Linked DNA regions of Homo sapiens: region 1 is linked to region 2. A link is an interaction called in ENCODE POLR2A ChIA-PET data of the cell type or tissue named here. Cell type or tissue: GM12878. All regions are shown on one strand.

Region 1 (2,500 bases), 240 kb after region 2:
AGTCTCAACCTCCTGGTCTCAAGCAATCCTCCTGCCTCAGCCTCCTAAGTAGCTGGGACTACAGGCGTGCACCACCATACCCAGCTAATTTTTTGCAGAGATGAGGTCACACTATGTTGCCCAGGCTGGTCTTGAACTATTTGCCTCAGGCAATCCTCTTGCATCAGCCTCCCAAAGTGCTGGTATTATAGGCGTGAGTCACCACACCTGGCTAAAAACTACTTTATGGTGATAAAAGATAAAGCGGTTACCTAGAAAGGGGGTAGGGTGGGATTGACTAGAAAAGGCCACCTAGAGATATTCTGGGGATTTCCATGTTCAAGATTGTGTTTAGGATGGTGGTTACAAGTGAGTATATTCAAAATTCAGTGAATTGAATGCTTAAGAATTGTGCATTTTGGCCAGGCACGGTGGCTCACGCCTGTAATCCCAGCACTTTGGGAGGCCAAGGTGGGCGGATCACCTGAGGTCGGGAGTTCGAGACCAGCCTGACCAACATGGAGAAAACCCGTCTCTATTAAAAATACAAAATTAGCTGGGCGTGGTGACGCATGCCTATAATCCCAGCTACTCAGGAGGCTGAGGCAGGAGAATCACTTGAACCCAGGAGGCGGAGGTTGTGGTGAGCCAAGATCGCACCCTTGCACTCCAGCCTGGGCAACAAGAGTGAAACTCTGTCTCATAAATAAATAAATAAATAAATAAATAAATAAATAAATAAATAAAATAAAGACTATTCTAGTCGAGTGCGGTGGCTCACGCCTGTAATCCCAGCACTTTGAGAGGCTGAGGTGGGCGGATTACCTGAGGGTGGGAGTTTGAGACTGGGCGGATTACCTGAGGGTGGGAGTTTGAGACGAGCCTGACCAACATGGAGAAATCCCATCTCTACTAAAAATACAAAATTAGCCAGGCATGGTGGCACATGTCTGTAATCCCAGCTACTCGGGAGGCTGAGGCAGGACAATCACTTGAACCCCGGAGGCAGAGGTTGCAGTGAGCTGAGATCGCCCCATTGCACTCCAGCCTGGGCAACAAGAGCGAAACTGTGTCTCAAAAACAAAAAAGACTATTCCAACTGGCCCACTATCCTCAATGGATACCTCAATGGCGAGTTTGTGGGGGGCTGTGACATTCTTATGCATATGTACTAGAATGGGTACCTGGTGAAAGAACTGAAAAAGCTGGGGCTCTGTTCTGCCCTTTTAGATTAAAAGAAAGACCAAGACTCCAAGTGAGGGCGCCTGGGCCTCAATGAACAGAGAGGGGGCCGTTCATGTCAGAGACTCCCTGCCAGAAAAGCCTTTCCAATTTTGGTTTTCATTACTGAGACAACAACTGCTTGCACTGATCATTTCAGTTCATGAGCAGTCTAGTGATTTTAGTTTGTCTGGTGTTTGGGTTAAGAATATTTTATTGTGAACTTAATTACAACCACTGCACTGTAATAATTAATGCTATATTATGATATTGTTGCAAACAAAATTCATTCTTATATTGTCATTTATTCTTTGCCCAATTCAGGAGTTAAAGTAGGGGCTTTGAAATCATTATTATTCATGACCCCTCTTGCAGACTGTGTCAGTCTGCAAGGACAGTATCTTCCTCCAAATTTTGTGTAGCTTCTTTTGTTATGGAAAATGGACTAAAAAGAAACTGTGATAACTGGGGCGTTGTTTTTTTAAAATAAACTGCCAACCACAGGGTAAAAAAAGAAAATGGTGCATTTTTTTTTTTTTTTTTGAGACAGAGTCTCGCTCTGTCGCCCAGGCTGGAGTACAGTCTCGTGACCTCGGCTCACTGCAACCTCTGCCTCCTGGGTTCAAGCAATTCTCATGCCTATGCCTCAGCCACCAGAGTAGCTGGGACTACAAGCGAGCACCACCAGGCCTAGCTAATTTTTGTATTTTTAGTAGAGACAGGGTTTCACCATGTTGACCAGGCTGATCTTGAACTCCTGGCCTCAAGAGATCCGCCCGCCTCGGCTTCCCAAAGTGCTAGGATTACAGGCATGAACCACCATACTGGGCCAAGAATTGTGCGTTTTATTGTTAAGTAAATTATGCCAATAATAATAATAAAATGCTATAACCAAATTATAATAAAGACCTGTGGAGGGGAAAACTCGTCTCTACTAAAAACACAAAATTAGCTGGGTATGGTGGCGCATATCTGTAATCCCAGCTACTCGGGAGGCTGAGGCAGGAGAATTGCTTGAACCCGGGAGGCAGAGGCTGCGGTGAGCTGAGATCACGCCATTGCACTCCAGCCTGGGCAACAAGAGCAAAACTCCGTCTCAAAAATAAATAAATGAATGAATGAATGTAGGAGGGCTGGGTATAGTAGAGAAGGCAGAAGGGAAGAAAAGGAGGTGAGAGACAGGCAAGGAATGCAGGAAATGCCTGAAAGAAGTTCTTCAGAGGCATGAAAAATCAGAAAACTGGATTCATTTCTGACTCAATCTTCTCTTCCACAGATTAAGGAATACATTTTCCAAAAA
Region 2 (2,500 bases):
CGAGTTAGTGGGTGCAGCGCACCAGCATGTCACATGTATACAAATGTAATTAACCTGCACATTGTGCACATGTACCCTAAAACTTAAAGTATAATTAAAAAAAAAAGAACAGAACGTGCTGGTTTTCTCCTGATGGAGAATAAAAGTGAAAGCTTGAAACTCTGGAGACTAAGAGCAGAACCTGTCCCCTCATCATGAATATCTCAAGATCTGTGTTCCCCTAGCCTCCAAGTCCCAGGCCCATCCCCCTGTCATCTGTCAGGTTCTTAGAGGTGAGCAGTGAGAATCCACAGGGACAGGAATTACCAGTGTGCCAGGCTTGAGCTCCCCCACTGAAACCACTTATGGGACATGAAAGGCCCAACTCAGGGTGAAGGGTGACTCCCAGCGGCTGGCAGGAGAGGGAGGAAGGGGAAAGAGATGCAAGAGAACCAGATACAAAACACAAATCCCAAGGCACTACATCACCACAGGTCTTTAAAAACCTGGACATCTCTGGAAACATGACTGAAATGACATGCTGCAGACTACATGCGTCTTGGAACTGACTGTGGCTGATCCTCCATCTCATGCCTCCACAATTCAGCCTCTCTGGAAATGCTCAGGCTCCTTGTGATACATTAGTCAAAGAGATGTGAGGGTCACAAGGACACCGTCTAGAGCTGCGTGACCTGAGGTTATAGCACATGCGCACAGACTTACGCACCCACGCGCACGTGCGCACACATACACACACACACACACGCACACACAGAGCCTGGCTCCCATAGAGGCAGCACCTCAATGAAAATTGCACATTCCTAGAGTAAACCAGTGTACGCAGCAAATAGACGAGCCTGGGAGGCAGTGGAGGGGTGGACTTACCTATGAAAAGACCAAGGAGGAGCAACAACCATGGTAGAGAATGGGCCATAAAGTGCACCTGCAGAACTGCTTGTCACATGGCAGCAGATGACGGACTATGCATGCGTAAATGTCAGCCTACTACCAGTTCCTGTTTTTAGTGTCACCACTTTAATCACATGTAGTTTATGTGTCACAAGATATGAAGATGAGCGGACGCAAAAGAAAGAAGGATGAGAAGCGCCTGAACGAGCTACTTAAAAGCCAACGCCGGTGACATCACAGCCTTGCTTTAAACCCCTCGGGGGTGTACCACCCCCACAAGGCTAAAGTCCGGGGTCAAAGTCCTTGTGGACAAGGCCCTTCATGATTGGCTTGTGTCTTGCCAACCTACCTGGCCACACTCTGTCACCAAGTCTCACAGCTTGGACTCCAGTCACCACAGACTGCTTCTAAAGCAGTCCCCTTGGGATTTCTCATTTTTGTAAATGCAGCTCTACTTCCTCAGGCCATCTTACTGATTGGATTGCCCTAGTCTCTGTCATCTACCTCACCCTAACACCCTCCTATTGCCCATCTCCAGTCATCACCACCTTGGGAAAGGCCTCCCTGAAGCCCCAGGCTAGGATGGTGCTAGGACATCCATTCCCTCTTGCTGTTGGACATCAGGCCTGTGGTTATGGGTCAGGACACTTGTACTACCAGCCTCCCAGTTCTCAGGCCTTCTGACTCAGACCGGGACCTACACCACCAGCTTCCCTGGTACTCCAGCTTGCAGTCACCAGATCATGAGACTTCTCAGCCTCCATGATCATGTGAGCCAATTCCTATTAAAAGAGAAAAAAGGAAACAATATATATATTCAAGGTGTGGTTTCTCTGAAGATCCCTGGCTAATACAACTGCCTGTGGCATTTGACACTTGAAATACTCTCTCCTCCTGGACGCCAGGATACCGTTCCCCCCGGGTTCTCTTCTCTCCTTCACTCAATGCATATTCGTTGAGTTCCTGCTAGGTGCCACAAAAGCTCTGTGCTAAGGACTGGGGATACAGAGATGAAAGGAAGTGTCTGCAACCGTGTTGCTTACAGTCTAGTGGGAAAGAAAATTTATGTCAATAAAAAATAAAGTAATGCAGGTGGTTTTACTTTCTGGTTGGGTACAGTGTGTTGGGCATGAGGCTTTCTGGTTTGAATACTGCCTCTGCTGCTTGCTAGTTGTGTGACCTAGGCAAACTACCTGCCAATCAATGAGAGTTAGGAGTTCTCCTTTATAATTTATTTCCTTGAAGATGGTTTTTGCACATAAAAATTTATTCATAGGCCATATTGCTTTTAAGAACTCATATTCAATTTATTAAATAAATAAATTTAAAACCTAAGTCAGCCTTAAGTTCAGTTCAGCTTACAAATCTTACTGTTCTGCTTACAAATTAGGCAAATTTTAACTACCCTTCTTGAGGACTATTAATAAGATTTAACTCATGGCCAGGCATGGTGGCTCACACCTGGAATCCTAGCACTTTGGGAGGCCGAGGCAAGTGGATCACTTCGAGCTCAGGAGTTCGAGACCAGCCTGAGCAACATGGCGAAACCCCATCTCTACAAGAAATACAAAAATGAGCCGGGCATGGTGGCTCATGACTGTGGTCCCAGCTA

What was found. ChIA-PET counts read pairs that join two places held together with the same protein. Peaks named below come from ENCODE experiments on the same cell type or tissue, not always from the same donor. Only the 100,000 strongest peaks of a DNase experiment are listed, where the experiment ranks them.
Region 1: POLR2A ChIA-PET joins it to region 2 with 7 read pairs; 9 of 35 experiments call an interaction of 5 or more read pairs at or near these places.

The regions. Positions count from the first base shown.
Region 1 is chr1:161,033,770-161,036,269 of GRCh38, forward strand. It overlaps the pseudogene GLRX5P2. Among named protein-coding and RNA genes, the nearest start is that of TSTD1, 3.9 kb to the right of the region's middle. RefSeq lists enhancers at 1,384-1,890, 1,891-2,396. In GM12878, no CTCF peak of the experiment used is centred here; no DNase peak of the experiment used is centred here.
Region 2 is chr1:160,788,931-160,791,430 of GRCh38, forward strand. LOC105371470 (a long non-coding RNA gene) reads right to left here and starts at 932. Exons shown (of 3, transcript NR_188636.1): 1 at 865-932. RefSeq lists a silencer at 499-691 and enhancers at 1,022-1,141, 1,192-1,261, 1,292-1,411. In GM12878, a CTCF peak has its summit at 388; DNase peaks (open chromatin) are centred at 1,001 and 1,361; H3K27ac peaks cover 2,023 bases.